3 separate regions of the Homo sapiens genome follow, and all the other regions are linked to region 3. Evidence: chromatin loops called from intact Hi-C (ENCODE). Cell type or tissue: PC-9. All regions are shown on one strand.

Evidence for each region. Hi-C counts contacts between places; a loop is a spot of excess contacts. Peaks named below come from ENCODE experiments on the same cell type or tissue, not always from the same donor. Only the 100,000 strongest peaks of a DNase experiment are listed, where the experiment ranks them.
Region 1: it touches region 3 in a loop (7-fold over the local background); 8 of 110 quality-filtered maps call a loop at or near these places.
Region 2: a loop joins it to region 3, with 5 times the contacts of the local background. A loop is called at or near these places in 6 of 110 quality-filtered maps.

What each region holds. Positions count from the first base shown.
Region 1 is chr3:170,723,446-170,731,445 of GRCh38, reverse strand. It overlaps SLC7A14-AS1 (SLC7A14 antisense RNA 1), which reads right to left. Exons shown (of 6, transcript NR_135556.1): 4 at 5,827-5,886; 5 at 1,751-2,090. The region is part of intron 1 of LOC124906302 (a long non-coding RNA gene); the gene reads left to right. Among named protein-coding and RNA genes, the nearest start is that of SLC7A14, 140 kb to the right of the region's middle. RefSeq lists a silencer at 952-1,246. In PC-9, no CTCF peak of the experiment used is centred here; DNase peaks (open chromatin) are centred at 4,185 and 4,645; H3K4me3 peaks cover 337 bases; H3K27ac peaks cover 2,142 bases.
Region 2 is chr3:170,589,227-170,597,226 of GRCh38, reverse strand. The region is part of intron 2 of SLC7A14-AS1 (SLC7A14 antisense RNA 1); the gene reads right to left. Among named protein-coding and RNA genes, the nearest start is that of SLC7A14, 7.2 kb to the right of the region's middle. In PC-9, no CTCF peak of the experiment used is centred here; a DNase peak (open chromatin) is centred at 4,226.
Region 3 is chr3:170,805,319-170,813,318 of GRCh38, reverse strand. The region is part of intron 2 of LOC105374211 (a long non-coding RNA gene); the gene reads right to left. Among named protein-coding and RNA genes, the nearest start is that of RPL22L1, 61 kb to the left of the region's middle. In PC-9, CTCF peaks have their summits at 984, 1,183 (motif pointing right), 3,429 and 3,631; DNase peaks (open chromatin) are centred at 1,148, 1,708, 3,198, 3,608 and 1 weaker place; H3K27ac peaks cover 656 bases.

The DNA of each region.
Region 1 (8,000 bases), 82 kb after region 3:
CTCCTACTGTGTGGCCATAAACAAGAGCTTCACACAGAATGCCAAATGAGAGATGATGCTGCAGGGAAAATGAAGGAAAAGAAACAGCACTTCTTAAAGCAGCTATCATTGGCAAGGGAAGCAGTGTTCCTGTGAAAACATGGTATCCAAAATGCTTTTATTGGTGGGAAGGTAGGAATCTCACACACAGACACACACACACAATGGGTAGGGTCTATATTGCAGAACCAAGAGGATAATCTTCACGACTGTTGTGACTGAAGAAGAGTGCTAACAGATTTCTCCACATGGTTTGCTGCATATGCCTGCTATAGAAAAGACTTATAATTTCACACTAAGGGTAAGCTTGATGGTGAATATGTACATTTTTAGTAATTCGATTGAGTTTATTAAACATGTATTATGGTCAAGACTCTGACCCCAAAGAGGCTGGAGAGGGGCCCCAGGAAAAGGAATCCCTAGTCTCTGCCCTTCATAGCTTTTTTTTTTTTTTTTTAAGATGGAGACTTGTTCTGTCGCCCAGGCTGGAATGCAGTGGTGCAATTTCAGCTTGCTGCAACCTCCAGCTCCTGGGTTTAAGCAATTCTCCTGTCTCAGCCTCCAGAGTAGCTGGGATTATGGGCCCCTGCCACAGTCACCACCCGGCTAATTGTTTTGTATTTTTAGTGATATGGGGTTTCACCATGTTCACCAGGCTGGTTTTGAACTCCTGACCTCAAGTGATCCACCCGCCTTGGCCTCCCAACCTTCAGTAGCTTTTTATCCAGACTTACCAATAAAGAACTTACCAAGGAAGTTACCAGACTGACCAAGTAAGATTGAATTAGAGCTGGATGTACAGCCAGTCTGCCCCATTTGCTCCAAAGGAGGAGTGCTTAATTTCAACTGGAGAGTTGGGAAAGGCTTTATAAAGTAGGCAGAATGTGAACTGGACCTTGCAGGCAGAGAGCCACTCTGTTTGGCAGAAAATGAAGGGAATTTCATTTCCAGCATAGGAAACAGACATGAAAGTGTGGCATCATGTGTTTAGGGAGAAAGGAGACCATTCAATGTGGCCAGAGCACAGACAAGATAAGGAATGGTGGGAGACGAGGCCAGCTGTGTTTTACGCTAAGATAAGGAGTGTGCTGTAGATTTTTATTATGCTTCCCAGTGCTTCACTTTTCCTTCCTGTGAGAGAATTACACATCTCCAGTCATTGCCATTGGACTGTTAGTGCCCACCATGAGAGGAGTACACATTTCTGCCCCACTGACATGGGACTCACTCATGTGACCTGTGAACAGATGCCTTCAGGCCACTCCCTGTTGACAACAGCTCTCTAGCTTTTTTCCCTTTGCCACCAGAATGGCTTATTCCATAGAGGAGCTGCTCCTCCAGCTGAGTTCTGGAATGAATGTTATCCATGGAGCAGCCCCACAGTTGACCCCACAATGACCTATAACTAACATGTAACGTGATAAAAAGTAAACCTTTGTTGTAAGTAACCGAAATTTTAGGGTTGTTTGTTGCCCCCAGCAAAGTTGACTAATAAATGTTTTTTACTTTATTATCAAAAGCAATGGATTTTGTAAAAAAAAAAAAAAAGAGAGAAGAAAAAAAAATTTTTTCCTTCTCTCCTTTCTGGCAGTCTCATGAATTTCAGTGCCGAACAAAACTTCATTTTAAATTTCCAACTGTGCTCAGATTCAATTGCTTTTTCCATATCAGGCATTCTGGAGGAATAGAATAACAATTAATTTATACTCACTTTTTGTAGCCACTGGATCAGATTCACCTGGAATTCATGTAAATCTAATAAATAGCACAGTGGGCGTCCAGTGCTTTGTAGCTGATGGCAGCAGATACATCACTTCCTTCCAATTGTTGAGGATATATAGCCAATTTGCCAGATAGGAATAAAGATTTCAATTTAAACACAAAGTTTATTTTTCAGAGATGGAATATTCCATTCAGGCTCAGCAAAGAAATAAGTAGACAGATGTTTCATGCTGAGGGGAACACCAGGGAAATGGCTTGGTCATGCTGGCCATGATGCTGAAAGCTCGTGCTGCCACCAATTTAAGTAAGTTCAAGGAGGCTTAACCTTCCTGGGGTTGATGAGAAAAAATTGAGAATACATTTTGTTATTATTTATATTATTTATGTATCACTGAGTTGAGCACTACCAAAGGTCACCATTCAGGTAGTATGGGAGGGAGCATGCCAGGTGGAGAGTACAGAGACTTAAATAGTATTAGGAATGGTGATGATAATGATGATAAGATATAAAAAGAGAAAGAAAATGGGCCTGGAGTCAGCTAAAACTCAATTACAAGAATGGCTTACAACTTACTAACTAAAGGTTTTATGGGAAAGCTGCTTTTAAAAAAATCTCTAAAACATAGTTTCCTCATTTCTCACATGGAAATAATAATACCTCTCTATTATAGTCATTATGAGGATAATATGAGATAATGAATGTAAAGTATTTGACATGTAGTAAGTGCTCAATAAATGTTGTTGGAGTTCTTTTTCTTCAGCTTTTTAACATCCTCCCTCACATGAATGCTTTTTCCTAACCCTGTTCAAAAGCCCATTCATCCTATAGTGCCTGGACTTACCAGCTCATCAAAGCCTTCTCTGACTCCAGTCTGTGATACTCTACCTTCTCTGAAACAGCAGTAATGGCCATAGGTGTTCATTATTTTGAATTCATTCACTCATTAATTCATTCATTCACCAAATATTTCCTGAGTACCTACTCTGTACCAGGCACTATTCAAGGTTCTGGAAATACAGCCGTGAACACAATATCCTTTCTCACCAAGCTTACGGTATAGTGAGGAGAGAGGGGAATAAACAAATAACAAGATGTAGCAAATCAAATAATGATTAAGTACGATGAAGAAAAATAAAATAGGGCAAGAAGAAAAGGGAGCGCCAGGGTGGGAGAGATAGGATTTCGTGTCAAGGCAGAGGGTCAAGAAAGGCCTCACTGAGGGGACACTGGAGTAGAAGGAGTGAGCCATGGGGAACCTGTGTGATAAAATCTCAGGGTAAAGGATCTAACCCATGCAAAGGCCCTGAGGCAAGCCTGACATGTTCTAGGAAGGACACCAGTGTGGCTGAGCAGAGTGAGCCAGAGAGGGAGTGGTGGGAGATGAAGACAGAAAGGTAGGATCCAGCAGGTGATGAAGAGGATTTTGATTTTTAAACTGAGAGAGTCAGGAAGCCATGGGAGGGTTTTGAGGAAAAAAGTCACATTATTTTACTTAGATTTTTAAAAAAAAAAAAAAAAGGTTCACTCCATCTGCTGGGTTGAAAATAGACTTCAGAGGAATAAGGAGAGAAGGAAAAACAAAGTTAAGGGATTTTTGCAATAAGAAGTGAGAGATAATGGCAGCTTAGAAGAGATAGTAGTAATGGAGGTGTTGGAAAGTGGTCAGAGTTTGGTTATATTTTGAAGAAGGAATTTCAAAAAAATTATCTGATGTGGTGCGACAAGAAAGAAAGGAGTCAAGGATGACTCCAAGGATTTTTGTCTGAACAACTGAGAAGATTCAGAAGATAGGAGTAGGAGGAGTTTTTGAGTAGGGGGAGAATCTTGTGTTCATTTTGGCATCTGTTGACTTTGAGATGTCTGTTAGATAGCCAAGTGGAGACTGAGTAGGCAGCCGGACATGAGTCTGGTCTTCAAGGGGCGAAATCTAGGCTTGAAATATGAATTCGGGGATGAAATAAGTAAATAAAATTTAAAGCTATGATCCTGGAGAAATCAGTGAAAGAGTGATTCCTGGGGCACTCCAGTGGGCAGGGCTTGGGAAGATAAGGAGGACAAGGAAAAGATACTGAGATGGAGCAACCAGTGAGGAGAAATGAGGGTGATGCCTCAGAAGCCAAGCAAAGAAAGCATTTGAAGAAGGAAGTAAGCAATGGTGTAAAATGCTGCCAATAAATTCAATAAGATAAAGACTGAGAATTGGCTATTGGATTTGATCATGTGGAGGTCACTGGAGATATTGATAAAAGCAGTTTTCAGGGAGCAATTTTGAGAGTGAAAGATTATAAGGAGAGGAATTGGAAGTAGTGGGCTTAAAAGTCTTGTTCAAGGAGATTTGCCGTAAAGGGAGCAGTAACTACAGGGAAAGTTGGGTCAAGGAAGGTTTTCTCTGTGAGACGGGTGGTGATTCAGCATGTTTCTATGCTGCTGGCAGTGACTCAATAGAAAAAGAAATATTCTTGAGCAGGAAAGAGAACAGATAATTGCTGGAAATAAGTTTGTGGATAGGAAAAAAGGATGGGATCAAGTGCACAGTGTAAAATTTGGCTTCAGATAGAAACCCAAACAGATCATCCACAACATCAGGAAAGAAGGCAGGACATAGATGGACAGACAGTCAGTTGGGAGAAGTGGGAGTTGGGAGAATAGGGAAGGTCTCTTTTGAGAGCTTCTATCTCCACCAACCCTACCCACACCCTCCTCCACCACCACCACAAGCCAGTGAATTAGGAAAAGGTAAAAAGTTGGAGGAGGTGCTGGAGATTTGAAGAGAGACAAGAAAAGGTACAGTGGTTATAGGAAAGTAGAGGATTGAATGGACTGATCAGGACAATGACGAAACCTTGCCAGCAGCTGTATGGGCCCACTGTGGTTATTAGTCATGAGTTTAAAATGAGATTTGTCAGTGTGGTTGTGGGGATTTTCTCCAGCCACAATCAGCTGTGGGGGTGCAGGGTGTAGAAGAGGAGGGAAACTGGATTTAACCAGGGTTTTACCAAGCAGACGTGATGAATGAAAGGAAGGAAAAGGTACTGGAGGGTGAATGAGTGAGCAGTTTTTAATAATGGACCATAGAATGTAAGCTGAGTCTAGAGGGAACTGAAGATTTTATGGGAGTGAGGGATGGTGAATGGATGGAGCATAGGTCCTAGTGAGGATGAAGAATTTTTGGAGTTGGAGTATCGAGGAATGGCATGGAAAGAAGAGATCAGTAGGTCTAAGAGTGGATGCATGAAATGACCAAGTCTGGGGTATAATTATCGGGTAAGTGACTGAGGCGAAGCAGAGGATAAGATCATTAATCATCATTACCTGGGTCTTATGTCCCCAGTAAGTACTTAGAGGAGAAGAACCATATCTTAAAAGTCTGTACCTTTCTCCTCAAGCATCTAGCACAGTGCAATGGGTTTCACAAGGGCTTTGTTAATTTTTGAGACAGAGTCTCCCTCTGTTGCCCAGGCTGGAGTGCCCTGGTGCAATCTTGGCTCACTTCAAGCTCCGCCTCCTGGGTTCATGCCATTCTCCTGCCTCAGCCTCCCAAGTAGCTGGGACTACAGCCACCCACCACTACACCCGGCTAATTTTTTTGTATGTATTTATTTATTTTTAATAGAGACAGGGTTTCACTGTGTTAACCAGGATGATCTCGATCTCCTGACCTCGTGATCAGCCCACCTCAGCCTCCCAAAGTGCTGGGATTACAGGCGTGAGCCACCGCGCCTGGCCTGGGCTTTGTTCATTTTTATAAGTTGATATTGAATGAAAAGTTTAACATCAACTTATAAACATTGAGGAATTTTAAAAATTGGGACAATGAGACTCAAATTTTCTACTACAAACTACTATTTTCTGCATCACCCCGTCACCCAAATTATTGCCAAGCTTTCGGGATCAACTAAAGGGGATTCCTGGCCTTACAGATATTAAAGTAATGATTTCAATTATTCAAAGCCAACCACAGAGTTCCATGGCAGGAGGTCATTTGTAACTTGTGAAAGCATGAACTTGGACTTCATGGCTTTAAGCCTTAGCTGGTGAGTAAGACTAGCCAATCAGCTACTTACCCTCTGTATCTCAGTGTGGCCATGTTATTTTACAGTTATTATCAGATCTGCAGACACTCTCTAAAGAGAAGAAAACATTATATGTAAAATTGCCTGAAAATCAAAGTGGTACTTTCATTAGGGCATCCATAGAGGGCTCTGCATAGAAACCTCAAAACGTAAAAACAACCAAATTTCACAACCGGTTTATTTAAATGGGCTCATTGCTTTAATCTGTATTTCAACATGTTGCTAAATACTCAGGCCAAAAAGTACTAAGCACTTGGAAGGGGTGGAGGTTGGGGGGAATTATCTTCAGCTCATTAGTGGCAAGCTCAGGGAAACAACAGAAAAAAATCTTTTGGGGTCATGGGCTGGGAGAATGAAAATAAACCAAGGTTTTTAAAATAAATAAATACTATCTTGTCAAATAAAACATACAGCCATAACTTGCAGGGGAGGAATAATTGGAAGGCTGAGGCTTATAGTAATCAATCAAACCTGATCACACAGCAGCTTTGGCAAGGAAGAGAAATAGGGGCTTTAGTTAATGTCTTGGCAAGAGCCTGCTTCCTTTCCACTTGACCTGGCCAGAGAGACAAGGTGTCCAGAGGTGTCAGACATAATGTTAGCTACCACCCCCACCCCCATGTGGTCCCTCGCAGTCCACAAATCTTGCTGACTGAGTTCTCATAACCATCCTATGTGGTAAGTATTAGTGTCTCATTTTGAGGATGTAAGTGGAGGCTGAGGGACCAGGCAATCTGCTTAAGAACATCCAGCTTGTATGTGGCAAAGTAGTGATTCAAACCACATCTTCTGGGTCCAGGCCAAGCTGTTTTCACACTCCAGCCAGCCCTGTGTCCATGAGTGTCTAACCTAAGGAGTATTTGTCCTAGTTTATTTAGGGTGCATTTCAATCAGGATTACCATTTGGGAGGGAAGCACATGCCAGCATGAGTTGCTCAGCCTAGCATTCAAGAGGACTGAGTCTTCCTTCATGATGTCTCATGTATGTTTCTTCCCCTTTTTCTTCTCACTGCCCTTCTTTACCTCATGCTGGGATATTGTGTCTAAGCTGAACATTCTGCCACTTTCACTTCTTTCCTCCAAACCAGTTCTTGTATTAATATAGACTAATTTTCCTAAGATACCAGCTTCATTACTTATTTTAAAATGTTTGCTGGCTGCTGTTCTCAGGATCAGGTATAAACTCCTTAGCTTGGTGTTCAACTCCTCTGCAATTTGGTCCCTAGTTATTTTGTAATTTTATGTCCCCCTTTCTGCCCTTTGACAGCCCAGAATGAGCATATTTCCCAATCCGAACCCTCATGTCCTGTGTTCACTTTGAATGCAGTGCCCTCGTCTCTCTTCTACACCTATATTTTCTACTTTTACTCTTTCAAAGCTAAGGTCCATTCTTACCACCTCATGGCCTTCCCCCAACATTTCAGCATATGGTGATTCTTCCAGGGCTAGTATGTTCTGTTTATCCCTCCAGGTCTGCTCTCCATCCTCTCCTCCCCGCTACCCAGGAAGCTGAGCAGCATCGACTGTCTCCCTCACTCCCCAAATACTGAACTCTCTCTCTGGTTTTCTACCACTCAACACCCACCTTTGTAAATAACTTTTTAAACAATTAAGCTCTCCTCAAATTACCCAATTTGAATCTGCCATCTGCTTCCTGCCAGGACTCTGACTGATATCTCTCCATTCCTCTGTATGTTCACAGGCCTTATTTATTGCTCTAAGTCTTCATGTACCATATCAAAGTCTGCTTTGAATTAATAGCTATTTTTCTCTGTGATTACATATTCCCAACCTGACTAAAGTTTCCTAAAGGCAAGGAATATGTATTACACTTTTATGTATGCTTCAATATTTTCCTCACCGCCTCCTACCCCAATAATACTTAGCACAATATACTAAGCAGTTAATAAGGACATTACAGGTCAATGTTCAAGGATAATGCTAAGAAGAGGGGGTGTGGGAATCAAACTAGAAAAACCTTCAAGTCTTCACCATTTTCTTTATTTCAAAAATGAATAAGGCTTAATTTTCTTATTTACTATTTGTAAAATGGGGATTAGGTACTTGCTCTTTCTACCTCACAGGAATGAAGAAAGAATTAAATCATGCAAAGCATGTAAAAGTAGTTTGCAAACTATAAAACATTGTGCTTTTTAAATGTAAAT
Region 2 (8,000 bases), 220 kb after region 3:
CAGGTATGATATTTTGCCAACTAATGGCAAGAAAACTGATGTCTGTTAGTTGACTCCAGACTGTATAATTGACTCCAGTTGATGTCATCTAAGAGCTAATAAGATCGTATGCAGAAGAAAAACTCGATAAAGTATAAAGCACTGAAGAAATGCAGAGTGGTGCTATAAGAAAAAAATTCATTCATTATTATTATCAATATGGCAGTTCTTAGGGGTGTCAAAAATCAGGCAATACACTTTTTGTCCTTATTTACACATGACATTAATGGGGTCAGGTAAGAATCTCTAAGCACAAGACCATGATTATTATGCAAAATGATTTGGGAATTGGATAACTTATGACTGCATTCTATTGGATAGTAACTTCAAGAAAAAGAATTCCATGGTCAATAAAGTTTGGAGAATGTTTTCACCTGATTAGGATCTTTTTCTCCTTCTTCTGGTAACATGTCCCAACCCCACTCCCACTCCATGTGATTTATGTGATACTAACCCCACCTTCCAGAACTTTGGTGGGCACAGGATATAAATCAGACAATTATCATATTCCATTTCCCTGAACTTAGTGATTGCTTAAGGAATGGGCAAATGACCCCAGTCAGTCCAATGAGAGTCAGCTCTGGACTTGTGCTAGAACTGTTGGAAAAGAGGTACTCTCCTTCCACTGGAGGTGTTAATCTGCTTTTTTTTGTTTTTTTTTTTTTAAGTGAGCCCAGAGCCATTTGCCACCTTAGAGGAGAGTTTGACTAAGGATGAAGCTAACTCAGAAACAAACAGAGCTGAGAGATAAAGGCAGATACCTAATCATGCTCTTTCAGCACCTGGACCCAGCTATGCCTGAAGTCCCTGACCTTTCCATTACATGTGCCTCCAATTTAGAGGACCATTTCCAGGGAAGACTAAAAAGTCCAGGTCACAGCCACATTCCCCTCACTGCCCACTCAATTATAGACCACATTAAGACTGGCAAACTGCTGGACAACAACCGTCCTCCTAGCTCTGTGTACCCTTCATTCATACACAAAACCCCAGGGCCTACACCACAGAAGAATTTCTCAGTTCTATTAAATGACTCAGGGTTTTAGGTAGCTCTACTCCTCCTCTTTTTTCTTTTATCACAAAGGCTTAGCCTGGCTAACACACACATAGTAGGCTCTCAGGAAATGTTTGTTTGATGTCTGTTGAACAAACGGCCACAGGGCAACTGTTGAGAAGTTCTCTCTGCAGAATGCATAGGTCAGATTCTACCTTTAATTTTGTCATTCAAAGTTTATTTTGGCTAAGTTAGTCAATAAATGACTGAAATCTATGACCTTCCTGAAGAGCATTTGCCACCTAGTCAGCACCCAATAAGTGTTAGCCATATAATTTTTGTTTTTAAAGTCTTTGGTTTCACACCATTTAGGATGGCTATTAAAAAAAATACATGTTAGCAATGATAAGGAGACATTGGAATCCTTGGGCATTGCTGGGAGAATCGTAAAATGGTGCAGCCAGTGTGGAAAAGAATATGACAGTTTCTCAAAATATTAACCATAGAATAATCATATGATTCAGTCATCCCACTTTTTGGTATATACCCAAAAGAATTGAAAGCAGGATCTCAAAGAGGTATTTGTACCCCTATGTGCATAGCAGCACCATTCACAATAGCTAAAATGTGAAAGCAAGTCAAGTGCCCAACAACAGATAAATGGATAAACAAAATGTGCTATTTGCACACAATGGAATATTATTTAGTTTTAAAAGGAAGAAAATTCTGACACATGCTGCAAACATAGATGAACCTTGAAAACATTACGGTAAGTAAAGCAAGCCCATCACAGAAGGACAAATACTGTATGATTACACTAATATGAAGGGCCTAAAGTAGTCAAATTCATAGAGACAGAAAGTAAAATGCTAGTTGCCAGGGACTGGGAGAGAAGGGTATGGAAAGTTTTTGCTTAATGGGTACAGAACTTCAGTTTGGGATGAAGTTCTAGAGATGGATAGTGGCGATGGTTTCACAATAATGTGACTATAGTTAATGCCACTAAATTGTATCCTTAAATATGATTAAAAATGGTAAACTTTGTGTTATATATATTTTACTACAATAAAATTGTTTTAAAATTAAGTCTTCTAGCCTTCCTATTGAGGCTGAAATAACATGCACCAAAAGAATGAAATGCTTTTTAATTAGCATCTTTTTCTGTTTGTCCACATAAGCATTTCCTCCACAAAGATCCTAAACTAGCCCTAGCCTAATCAGGGGAGACCTCTGGCCACAGCAGTTATTTCCATTTTTCACATCATTGGTGGTTATTTTGCCATCACTCTTCCAACCTAGACCAACATATACACAATATATATAATTTGAGATTCCTTTATCTTGTAATCCACTTACCAGATATGAAAAAAGGCCTAATTCTCAAAATATATTCAATGCTATTCCCTTGATAGACACACTGCCTTTTCAAAGCCAGAGGTCATGTCACCTTTCTGAGTAAGGCAAACATTCTATCATTGCTCTCTTTCACACTGACCCAATTTCTCTTGTTTGATAAGGATTCCCAACCAGCTGAAAGCATTAGCATATGAGAGATGACCCAAGTTTTATGCAGAGTTCATTTAATAAAGAATCAGGGATGGCAAATCTTACTTATAGAATTCAAAGGAGATGGGTATTTGCTTGTTAAACCAGCCATTGTCAGCATCTGTTCTGGACAAAACAATGACAGCCTTTAAGCTATTGTGAGATAGGATTAAGTTTGCCTCATTTCCCATTATAGTTTAAAGTACTTCCGATGATACCTTAATTGATACAAATGTTCCCAACATTAAACATAGTGAACACAGCAGCAGCCAATAAAGCCAGGGTATGGGGATTAGGGAATGGGGAGTGAGAAGGAAGCCACAGACATTTTTATTGCACTGTCATCATCATCATCCTCACCATATCTTCAAATCAGAAGATGGAGATCCCAAAGAACATGCAGAGAAGCACAACACTGGAAACAGACCTCGTGGATGAAGCAAACCATTGCAATGATGATTATGGGACAGTAAGTGTAAGTGAAGCCATCCTTATTTCTTATAATGGCATAATCCATGAAATAAGTGCCTCCTATTTGATCACAATTTTAATAGATAAAGCCTCGATTGAATACCAATATATAAACACAGATTGAAATAAGAAATAATTTAGTGTGCCTCCTCTACAATAACACAGGGCTTGGCTGGATGATTAAATGAGGAATCTACAGGATCAGACCTGGAAGGCAGTGAGCTGGTGTCTGGTTCAGGACTTGGTCAAAGAGGCCAAGTCATGTTTCAAAATCCAGGAGTTTGCTAGAAATTCCTCCAAGCCACATGGGGAAGATGACCTGGACCAAGCTGACCACAGAGCTAGGGGCCAGAGTCCAGAATGATTGGCCAATCTGAAGACAGGTGGCTGCAGGGAGCAGCTACTCAGGTGGAATGACTGAATCCTCATATCAGAACACACTGGTTTTCGCCCTCAGTCATCTTAAAGGCACTCTTGGTACCTGAAACAATAAGACTTAGGAAACCTTAATGCAAGGATGATTAAACACTACAACATTTTGTGGAAGGAGGGGGAGTAGGGCAGCCAAGCTGTGAACTCTCCTTCCCTGAGGATTCTGGAAGGAGACATCCTGGTTGATGATTTAGGTCTTCCCCAGCTGGGACCTGGAGGAGATAAAGACTGGAACTTAATTCCTGTTTCTAAATTGTCTCATCATTTTCATCTAATGTACTGGAACACTTTGCAGAGTCTTTGGTCTTCTTAAGAGCTTTAAGAAATGAGTAAAAAAATAAAATACTCTCATTTTCTAAAAGTCATTGAATTAAATAGGAGAAAGCTTATACACAGCAGGTGAATACATATCTTTAGAAGGCTGACAATAAAATAATCACTGTTTTACACGATGGATGCTTACTCAGAGCGTAGCGATTTGCTTATCCATCTCCTAAAGGGAATTTGCTGCGGACATAATTGGCCCACTACCAAGTATAATACATTATGCACTTGGTGGCAATCACATGGACTGCCAAGACTGGAGCAAGCTAACAATCCCATTAGAGTGAGCATCATTTCTTTCCCTCCAATTCTGTCTGTGCTTGTTGACATTTTTGTTTTGTATTCAAAGCTGTTGCTGTGAATGCTTCCTCAACAATGTGACCTTTCATACATGCAAAGTTGGCTTAAAAGGCTACTTCTTGACCTGTGGTCATTTCCTCATTGTCTCTTGTTGTAATGAGTCATTGGCTGGTGGCAATGGCCAGAAAATGAAGTTTGCAACACCTGAGGCTCGGGAACTCTGCCAGTGGGCCCAGGGTCTCCTTTATTCAGCATGAGCTGGCACTCTTCTCATTGCTGCACTCAGTGTGGCCGCTCACCAGAACTACTCCCTACCCTGCCCCGGGAAAACCACACAACTCTTGGCTTGTAGTGTTGAGTCAATGGAAGAGTTGTTTGAAGAAACCTATTCCCATTCCCTCATTTTTGTGAAGAATAAATGAGACTCAGCATGGGGAGCTGCCATGGCTGAGCTCACTCAAGTAGATAGTGGCTGAGCCTATTTAGTCCCCTTCATATCCATCTTCTTATTGTTAACAACACAAAGAATAGTCATCAATATTGAACAATGATAACCACCAGGCACTTTATGCATATTATTTCCAAACTTCACAATTCTACAGTCAGGCATTATTATGCCCTCTCAGAGGTTAGTACACTGAGCCTCAGAAAACTGGAATGATTTGCCAAATAACACATCATTAATTCATAGTTGAGTTTGGATACAAACCTAGGTCAGTTTGACTCCCTGCTCCTTCCCACCATGATCTCAGCAGTATATGGGACAATTCTAGACCCCATCACTCTCAGGCTCCAGAGAACGACTCCCCAACACCCATGCTAGCTGTGAATATCATATCCTCCTACAGCCCAGACAGGGTAAACTTCCAAGCATCTATTCCCTTCTATACTGTGAGATAGGTCTCTTAATATATTGCAAAGTTTTTCCTAATGTTTATTATAGATTTTTAATTGTACGTTTGGAATGCCTGCTTGATCATATCCTTAGATTATTTACTGCAACCATTGCTCTTATGTCAGATATACTGACATAAGAGACGTTTTCATGTGGTGAAAAAGAATGGGGAGTGGAATCAACTTGTAGCATGATGGGAACTCATGTATACATCTCTCCTCAGTGGAAGACTGTGGCATCTCATGTAGTAGCCACTATAGAATTTGGATGTTTCAGCTGTTTGTCTGCACATGCCTAATACAGCAAAGCCAAATCTCAGGAATTCCAATGTCAATGTGAACAAGTGGCCCATTCTCCAGAGCCAGTGCTGCCTGGCTCCCTTTCTTAGACTTCCTGGGAGAGATTCTAAATTTGCAGTCTGGCATTGATCCTGATTTATTCTCTATTTTGACCTTAAAAAATTATATAAGCCCTCTGAGCCTCTGTTTCCTTGTGTGTAAAGCAGGATGATAACAACTTGACAAGAATATTATGAGTACAAAATTATTTAAATGTCTTAATACAGGGCCTAACACTTAGTAGGCCCTCAAGAAGTGATAGTTTTCTTTCCTTCCCTTTTTCTCTGCCCCCTCTCCCCTGCAATCACCCCGACCACTTTCCCTGACTGACCTACCTCTTTTGATGCCCCTGCTGTCACCAAAATGACATTCTGCATTCCCGCTGCCATTTGCCTGCCTTTTCCCTATGTATGATGAGAACTCGGGGAAAAATGGACAAATGGTGGCCCATTGTTCTGGGAAACTTAGTTAGGAAAGATTAAGAGAAGAGTAATTGAGAGGACAGAATCAAGGACTGTTAGTGATGGAAAAAAAAAACCTATATGGTAGAGACTTTTACCGTTTACTTTATCTGATTCTACTCTCATTACATGTAGAAGAAAGTATTATTCCTCCCTACTCACCTTGTGATTGCAGTGGGGTCATATGAGCCATCCTGGACTATGAGTTGTGGGCCATGGTGATGTGCATCACTTTCAGCACAGAGCATTTAGTTGCTGGTACAAGGTCCTTCAGCCCTGGTCTTGCCACCCAGGGTGAACTCTGAAGCGTTAGGCTGAGACAGGACATCATAAGATAGTATTGAGTGACTACATGGAGCGGAGCCCACAGTGACTGACAGTGGGTGCATAATGTGAACAGTAAATAAACTTTTGTTATTTCAAACTACTGAAAGTTTGAGCATGTACATTACCACAGACTAACATATTGAATACAACAGTCCAAGTATTGGCTTTTATTTTGTATTTACACAGAATAACCTATAGAATATAGCAGTCTAAGCCTTGGCCTTCATGTTGTGGCCCCTTGAAAAGGGGTGGGTTTTTGGCCCTAGTAAGCAAGATATTTTACAGATCTTTTGGGAAGGAGCACCCAGACTTGGAGACAGATCTGTGAAATGTAAGTTTTAGCTCTGGCTCACCTACCAACTAAATAGTTCTAATACAAAGCTATTTCTGTATTGTTCATGGCTGTATCCCAAGTGTCTAGAATATGTTGAATAAATAATCAACACTTCCACATTCCACTTGTTAGAACAAGAAAACTAACCGAGGTTAGTCAAACCCTCTGAGTCCTAACTTTTCTCATCTTTAAAATAAGAGCTAGTATCTCCCAAAATATGGAAAATACAGCATCAAAGGCACTTGCTATTCAAAGATCCTTGCTACTCAAAGAGTAGTCCAAGAATCAGGAGCATCAGTGTCACTGGGATTGTGCTGGAAATGCGAGCTCTTGAGTCCCACCCCAGTCCTACTGAATCTAATTATGCATTTTTAACAAGGTTCCCTAGATGATTTCTATGCACGTTAGAGTTAGAGAAATATTGATTTAGATGGTACTAGGACTCAACATTAAATGGCCTGTAATCACCTAGTGGGAAGGTTATCCCTTTTCCACTTATCATTCAATCTTTTTGGTTACTTTATGGAGAAAGACAGTTTGATGTCAATGTCTTTAACACCTCACTAACAGCTGCTAATTTCCTTTTTAACAAGGAGAAAGCAAGCCTTCGGTTCCTGGGAAGGCAAAGGTATTTATCTTGACTATAATAGCATTGTTTTATTCTCATTGTGTTTGTTTAAATAGTTGCCTTGTATTTATGGCAACTGATATCAGTTTTCTATTTAAGGTAGTGATGAAAACCTCTTTAAAATAAATTAATTTAGGAAAGTGAATGTAATTAAAGGAAGGAAACACATAATAAATGGGAAGAACTGTTTGCTTTAACGATTCCTTCCATGTCAAGGAACTCCATTGGTTTGACAGTCCTGACCTCTGTCTTGACTCCATAGTTTCACTGATTAGGCAACTTTATTTACTCTGCATGGGGTAGGAGTGGGGAAAGTGCTATATTCTATTGTAAATTTAGGAATAAAATGAGCATGCTTAGGTCAGCATCCTCCTTCTTCCTTTTGAAATTTAAATACCTAGAGGATAATTTACTCATAGATAATTTGCTTATAAATTTCCAGTCCAATTGGTAGGATCCTAGCAGCAGGTTGTTTGTTTAATAGATCTTTATGGTGTGCCTATGGTAATGCTAGGTTCTGGTTGTGTGTCTTATTTTCTGTCTTCCTGCTGCTCAAAGGTACTGCTCCCTTTGGAAAGTTCCAGACGAGCCTCTAGCCAGGCTATCACAGTGTCTTTGGTTTCTCAGGTTTTGAATCTGCTCAGAGGCAAGAGTCAGGGGCACTGATGAGCTTGGGGTCCTTCTAGAAGAAAGCATCAGGTACTCATTTTCATGAATCATGAGACAAAAATGGAGAATTGTTTTTAAGGCATCTGGCCAATTCCCTCATGGCTTAACCACCATCCATTCAAGCAGGTCAGTCATGAGGGATTTTAGTCGTTACCCTTTTAATGACCCTATTTTGGCAAAAGGCCCTAGATAAGAGTGCTCTGCTGCTTCCCTGGAGAGTAATCGCTTTTGTCTCTGAGCCCC
Region 3 (8,000 bases):
AACAGAAATGTGTTTTCTCACAGTTCTGGAGGTTGGAAGTCCAAGATCATGGTGTGATCAGGTTGGTTTCTGGTAAGGCCTCTCTTCCTGTTCTTTGTAGACAGCCACTTTATTCCTGTGTCCTCACATAACCCTTTTTCTGTGAGCACGCAAGGAAAGAAATTTCTGGTGTCTCTTCTCCTTCCTATAAGAACCCCAGTCCTTCAGATTATAGACCAACCCTTAGGACCTCACTTAATCTTAATTACCTCCCTAAAGGCTTGAACTCCAAAAACAGTCACATTGGGAATTAGGAGTTTAACATCAGAATGGGCTTGGGGACTGGGAGAGTAGTTCAGTACTTTAACGCTTTCCCTGACAGAAAATTTTGTGATCACCTACTACATGTTGGGCCCTGTGCCACATGCTGGGGATAATAATTTATAAAAATGTTTCAACCCCTGCCTCAAGGAGCTCCTCCTCTGGGGACTGAGTCTGCAGCCATCAGAGGAGTGGGGTCACAATGAGATGTCTGGAAATGGACCTCTGTGGTAAGTGGGGATTCCTGCATGGCTTTTGCTATGATCGTATCTCAAGAAAGCAAATTCTGCAAATATTCTGAGTGGGTGGTAGTAGAGCTATTTTCTTGATGTGGCAGAGTCGCATACAAAAGCCCTTAAAGGGATCAATGAGACGAATTTCTGAGCTAGTCTGAAACAAGAACTGGGGATGAACTTTGGCAATTGGGCCAGAACTTAAACACAGGATTTTGCTGGGGTCCCAAGGTTCTGCCCATTTGGGACAATCTCTTTCACATGCGCCACACCATTCCCCTTACCACGCCAGCAGATTCAAAGAGGCAGCTTGGTACGTTTTGGTAGGTTTTGGGAGTGAGAAGGCCTGGGGTGGGGGTTGCGGCAAGAGGAGAGCAGCAACCCCTCTCACATTATCAGCTGTGCAGAACCAAGGAGAACCTAAGAAGATCCGCCAAACAGAAAAAGCTGAGATTATGCTTCACAGACCCAAAGACTTTTAAGCTCTTTATTAGCTGCAACAGAATCACCACATGGCAGTACAAAAATGTTCTTGAACTTGACACTTGAACTTGGCTGCAACCCTGCTGGTAAAACTTAGTAATTAGGCAAACAAAAAGCTGGGGAGTGCAATTACGGCCATTGAACCACTAGGGGGCACTCATGGTTTCTCATTCAGAAGAGGAGAGGGGAGGAGGAGGTTATAGGGCTATGGCTTAGGGTGGGGCATTCAGTGTGGTATTGGAGAGGGATGAAAGTTAAAGCTGTTTTGTGTGTTTGTTTTTTGGAGGGAGAGGTGTTAAAGACCTAGTTATTTCGCTAATAATATAGTATGCATTAACCTGGCCTTGACTTCTGTGAAGCTAGCGGGCCCAATAGACTAGCTGGTGGAGAGTTCTGGAGTGTGACATCCCAAACAAATAATTGTTCACTTTAAGATAACTTTCTTTCGTGGGCATTAGAAAAAGGGCATGTTTTGCATCACGAGGGAGAGCGTTTTACGCGCATGCACACACATACTAAACAGACACACCTACTGACTTAAAAACATCAACACACTGTCTGAATATTGCTTCAGGTTGGAAAACAAGGTTGCATCCAAATTGTGTCATCTTTTCAAAATACAGCTGGAGAGAAAATGCTGCCTATATTTCAGGGAGCTTTTAAATTTCAGTGACATACCAGTCTAGGCTGCCAAAAGCTAGAAGAACATGAGTCATCAAGCTAGGTGCACTGATCATAGGAAACACCAGGTCTCAGGCTCCAGCCATCCCCTATCCTCTTCCCTACCCCTACACAAATTTGTGGCTTGTGGCCAGTACCAGGATTTGCTGTTAGTCCCCATGTTCCCGGGGCCTCCTTTCCTCTAAGGTCTTCCAGCCATTGTAACTGGCTTTCTTCCCTTTTATACCTAATAGAGAACTGCTGAGGGCCTTCTTCTTTGTATTTGGGATTATCGGATCAAAAGATTGAAAGTGTGATTGCCAGGTTCTCCCAGAGCGTCCTGCATCCAGATTTGCCACCCTCATCTCATCTGCAGGAGGTGACAGTCAGAAGCAGAAGTTAGACCATGGGCAAGGGCCCTAAAATATTCATTAGGCAAAAGCAAGAAAGCTTGCCTGCCATTGGGGCAGGTGTTGGGCTTGAAACGTTCAGTGTCATTATCTCATTTAATTTTTACAACAATCTGCCAGTTGCTATTACCACCTCCATTTTACAGATAAGGAAACCGAGGACCAGAGAAGCTAAGTACCTTCATATAGATCTGGGATTTAAATTCAGGCATTCTGACTTAAAATTGAATGTATTTTTTAGTCCTAGCTACAAAGCCACTGTCTACCAGAACTACTTGAAATCTCCTTCCCTTTTCTCTGGCTTCTCCTTGTAATTGAGGATCTTACATTGGCAATGGTTATATGAATGATGACGATGATAATTACAATACCAGCTAACTTTTACTGATTACTTACTATAGGCCAAGCAATGTGCTCAACACCAAACTTTTATATCTTCAATTCTCACAGAAAATTTACCGTGAAGTTAGTATTTTTACTGCCATTTCATAGATGAGGCACCTGAAGCTTAGGAATGTTAAGAAATTTTTGCAAGATTACACACCCAAGTAGAGCCTGGTTTGGAACCTAGGTCTAATTGCCCCTAAGCCCGAGTATTTAAACCACTATGCTATACTGTGCATAGGGAGATAATTGAATCTATGGAGAAATACTCAGGGCTATAGTACTACTAATCAGACCTTTAAAAACTGAAAGAATAGTGAAAAGGGGTATAGTCATATCTTTATGTGGCATGGTATAATGATGAAGCTGGAAAAGAGTGCTTACATTCTAAAACAGGAAGCTTTCTAACCTTCCCTGCTTAGAAAAATAATCAACTCTGATTATTTCCATGTATTCTGTTCTTGAATTGGAAATTCCAGGAGTCTGGTTTTAATTGCATAGGAAGTCAACCTGGACTGTTATTGTTTGTCAGGAGTCTGTTTTATCATTTTTATGGTCAAGCAATGGACTTCATCACTAGGGATTTAGTTCATGTGTGTTTCTGTTTCAATGGATACTATCAAGTAATTAAGGTTGAGGGAATGAATGGCTACTTTATTGCTAAACGCTAGCATCTGGCTATAAAATGAGGAAAGAGGGAGTGGTCAGGGGAAAGTGGAAGTATGACTAACACTGAACTTCAGTTAATAGATCTGGACACATTGAACCTGAGTAAATAGGTCTGATATTCTCCTGCTTGCAATGCTGGGGATGAAGTAGATGAGCTCCTTCTCACCAGCACCTTGAAAAGAATCAGATATTAAACTAGAACTCAGCAACTACTCAGTATTATTGGAGTAATATTTTTAAACCCAAAGCATTTGAGTAGTTCCCTAACAATATTTCAAAGAACAAACAAAAAGATGTGTTCATCAGCAAGGTCAGATGTGTATCATCTGAATGCCTGCACTGTGAATAGCTCTGCTAATTGGTGAGCTGAGCATGAAGTGACTTGGATGATTAATTAAGGAGATAGGCCTTGAATAGGACGGAGGTGCATGGCCATTGTTGAGCACCTAAGGCAACAGCCTAAGGAGGAAAACTCACTGAAATTCCCTAGGTGGCAGCAGTGAACAAGGCGTTAGAAGGCCCCGAGGATGTGACAGCTCAGAGAAGGAGTATCTTCTAGGGGTCCAGGAGAAGCTGGATTTGCCATCTGGTTTAAGATTTTGAGGTGGGTGGAGATGGGTGTGGGAATGGGAGACAGTGTAGCACAGCGAAGAGTTAGAATCAGTAAGCCTTCTTAGTCCAGCTCTGCCGATCACTGGCTGTGTGGCCTCGGGACAACTGTTCTGTCAGCAACCTCCACCCACCCCCATTTCCTCCTCCCACAAATGGGGCTAGGTGAGGTCATCCCTGGGTACCTTTTGGCATTATATGATTCACAATTTGATGATGCCTCTGGCATTTTCATTGCACTCTTTACAATGAAAGAACTTGATTACCTTGGTTGGGACGTGGAGGAGAGGGTTGTATGTGTGTATTCCAGAGAGATGCATTATGCTACTGTCTTTTTAGCAGTGTTCTCTGTCTGGAGAATATGCTGATCTTTGCAAACTAGAACAATATTGTTGTCCTACCATTAGCGCAGGTAGGTTTTATATGGTTGACATAATTCGCTCACCTATCGCGCACTCTCAACCGTACGCCCTTGCAGTCCCGCAGCTGTGCTCATAAGGGACAGAGCTTTTTAGCACTCTCTTCCAGCCAACTGAGTTTTTGGCTATGTCTTGGTAGTTATAATATCTTTGTTCTTTTTACGTGGTGCCAGGCACTTTGTTAAGCCCATAATACCTCACAAACATACAGCTCTTTTATTCTACCTTCAAGTAGCTTTTAATTATCTTTGTTTAAACAAACCAATCTCTCAAACCCAATTCACCTTAATAATAACTAATATGTACAAATGTTTATTATGTGCCAGGCATATATGTGTGTCCTGAATATGTTATTCTATTTAACCCTTAAAATAAGCCTATGGATTAATACTAGTACTTTACATTATCTGTAGATGGAAATTGAGGCCTAGAGAGGTTAAATAACTTGCCCAAGGCCACAAGACTGATACACAGCAGAACCAGGGTTTGAACCCAGGAAGTCTGTCTCTAGGATCCTCCAAGACACTGCACTTGAAAAAGGGCTAGTGATTTATGCACATGGCTTCTTTTCTTCTCCACTAGATTAAATATAGGTTTTTTTGTTTTTGTTTACTTTTTCAATTTGTTAATTTGCTACAGAGACACTGTATTAGTTCGTTCTCACACTGCTATGAAGAAATACCCAAGACTGGGTAATTTATAAAGACATGAGGTTTAATTGATTCACAGTTCCGCATGGCTGGGGAGCCCTCGGGAAACTTATAATCATGGTGGAAGGCACCTCTTCACAGGGCAGCAAGAGAGAGAATGAGTGCCAGCAGGGGAAATACCAGACATTTGTAAAACCATCAGATCTCATGAGAACTCCCTCACTATCATGAGAACAGCATGGAGGAAATCACCCCCGTGATTCAATTGCCTCCCACCGGGTCGCTCCCACAACATGTGGGGATTATGGGAATTACAACTCAAGATGAGAACTGGGTGGGGCCATAGCCAAACCATATCAGACACTCTGATTTAATTTTGTTCTCTTCCTAGGATCTATAGTTTGGGAATGTCATCACAATAACAAATCCCACCACCACCTCACTAAGATAATTTGTCTCCCCACTAACATTTATTTTAAAAGTCTTTTTTTTTTTTTTTTTTTTTTTGAAACAGTGTCTCGCTCTGTCACCTAGGCTGGAGTGCAGTGGCACGATCTCGGCTCACTGCAAGCTCCGCCTTCAGGGTTCACGCAATTCTCCTGCCTCAGCCTCCCGAGTAGCTGGGACTACAGGCACCCGCCACCACGCTTGGCTAATTTTTTTGTATTTTTAGCAGAGATGGGGTTTCACCATGTTAGCCAGGATGGTCTCGATCTCCTGACCTCGTGATCCACCCGCCTCAGCCTCCCAAAGTGCTGGGATTACAGGCGTGAGCCACCGCACCTGGCCAAAAGGTTTTTTTAAACCTATAGTAGAGGTTGGAGACAGTTATTTTTTGTGTGAGTTTGTGTGTATGTGTGTGTGCATGTGATTGCCAAGGAAATAGTCGCTGAAAAATGGAGAAACACCTTGATGAAAAAAAGGCAGACGCCTTTGGCAACACGTTGCAGGGTATCTGCCAGGGGAAGTTATAAGGATACAAGAAAAGAGATCCATGGCTTGAATGAGTTATTTGCAACAGGGCACAGAGATGAGAAACAGTGAAGAAGACACTGAACGGCAGGAAAGTCAACTGTGGAGTCAAAGGTACCCTCTTGAAAGAATACAGCTGGAGTCCAAGGTCACACTGCAGGAGCCCCAGTGAATTTTTCATGGCTAACTGGAGGACACTGACTGTACTTCTAAAGTTTTTTTTATCTTGACTATAGGATAATTGGTCTACTTTATAGATGTCTCTTATTTAATATTCTTTGGAGAATTTCTCTGTGGAGTTAGACTGGTATCACAAATTAGTGTCTCCATTTTTGAAATGGAGTAAATGAGGTTTGAAATGATTAAGCTACTGGTCTGCAGCTCACCACAGCCTGATGTTACCAGGAAAATAGCTCTTCATTCTGGTGGAGTTTCCTCTCCTCTCTATTCTATCTTCTTCCCTGAGTTTCAGCGAAGACTCAGGTGTTTATGTGATGTCTGTCTGGGGCCAAGGTAAGCATGGAATATGGTTTCTGCATATTTTGTTCAGTATTTGTGCATCTCAGAGGTGTTCCAAATTCAGGCTCAGAGCCAAATTTGCCACTGGCCATTGGCTTCAGTTTCTCCAGAGGAGGAACTCACAGAATAGCCAAAGGTTTTCATTCCTCAGGAATTTAAATAACAATCTATCTTTGTTCATCAGGGAAGAAAGAAGCAAAGACTAATCTCTCAGCTGTGGGAGTTTATTACTTATATGTCACCATGTGGAGCACACTGTCCTCAGCTCAGTGATACTTGGCAAGTCAACAAAGTTTTTCTCCAGCATTGAACTGTTTACGTTGCACCTATTTTGACTGAAGGCTCATGCTATGTGCTTCCTCCACAGAGCCTCTCCCAGAGTTGTTCCTTGAAGGACGTTGGTAAAAAATACATATTAATCACAGGAACACCTGCAGTGCCAGAAAGGACTATAATTGGGAATAAGTGCCATTTGAGGTCTGTCCTTGCCTTCCCCAGTGTCTTATCAATACCCTAAGCCTTTGCTTGGGAGAGAGAGATTTCAAGTTTTCTGTTGATTTACTCTCATCTAAATGCTTGAGGGAAAACTCTTCAGTTCTAGGGGCAGTTGACTCAGCTAGGAGACATCACTTGACCTTCACCTTATATAAGATATCTTGACTTATTCAGGGTACTTTGAAATACTTGGCAATAGGCCAGGCGCGGTGGCTCACGCCTGTAATCCCAGCACTCTGGGAGTCCCAGGTGGGTGGATCACAAGGTGAAGAGATCAAGACCATCCTGGCCAACATGGTGAAACCTTGTCTCTACTAAAAATACAAAAAGCAGTGGGCATGGCGGCATGTGCCTGTAACCCCAGCTACTCGGGAGGCTGAGGCAGGAGAATTGCTTGAACCCGGGAGGTGGAGGCTGAGCTGAGATCACACCACTGTACTCCAGCCTGGATGACAGAGCAAGACTCTGTCTCAAAAAAAAAAAAAAAAAAAAAAAAAGAAAGAAAAAAAGAAAGAAAATTAAAAAGAAATACTTGGCAATAAATCTCATCATTTTACCATTCATTATTCTGAAGTCATTGGGCTATCTCTTTCAGAAATGCACACTTCCCTGGTATTATTTACATAGGTAATAGTAGGAAACACTGTTGATGTTTCTCCAGTATTTCACAGTACTGCAAAACTCTTTTTATTTTTATTTCGTTTTTCTATAACTTATTGGGGTAGAGGTGGTATTTGGTTACATGAGTAAGTTCTTTAGCGGTGATTTGTGAGATTTTGGTGGGCCCATCACCTGAGCAGTATACACTTCACCATATTTGTAGTCTTCCTTCCCTCACCCCCTCCCACTCTTCCCCCTAAGTCCCCAAAGTTCATTGCATCATTCTTATGCTTTTACATCCTCATAGCTTAGCTCCCACATATCAGTGAGAACTTACGATGTTTGATTTTCCATTCCTAAGTTACTCCACTTAAAATAATAGTCTCCAATCTCATCCTGGTTACTGCAAATGCTGTTAATTCATTCCTTTTTAATGGCTGCATAATATTCCATCATATATATATATTACAGTTTCTTTATCCACTTGTTGATTAATGGGCATTTGGGCTGCTTCCATATTTTTGCAATTGTGAATTGTGCTGCTATAAACATGCATGTGCAAGTATCTTTTTCAAATAATGACTTCTGTTCCTCTGG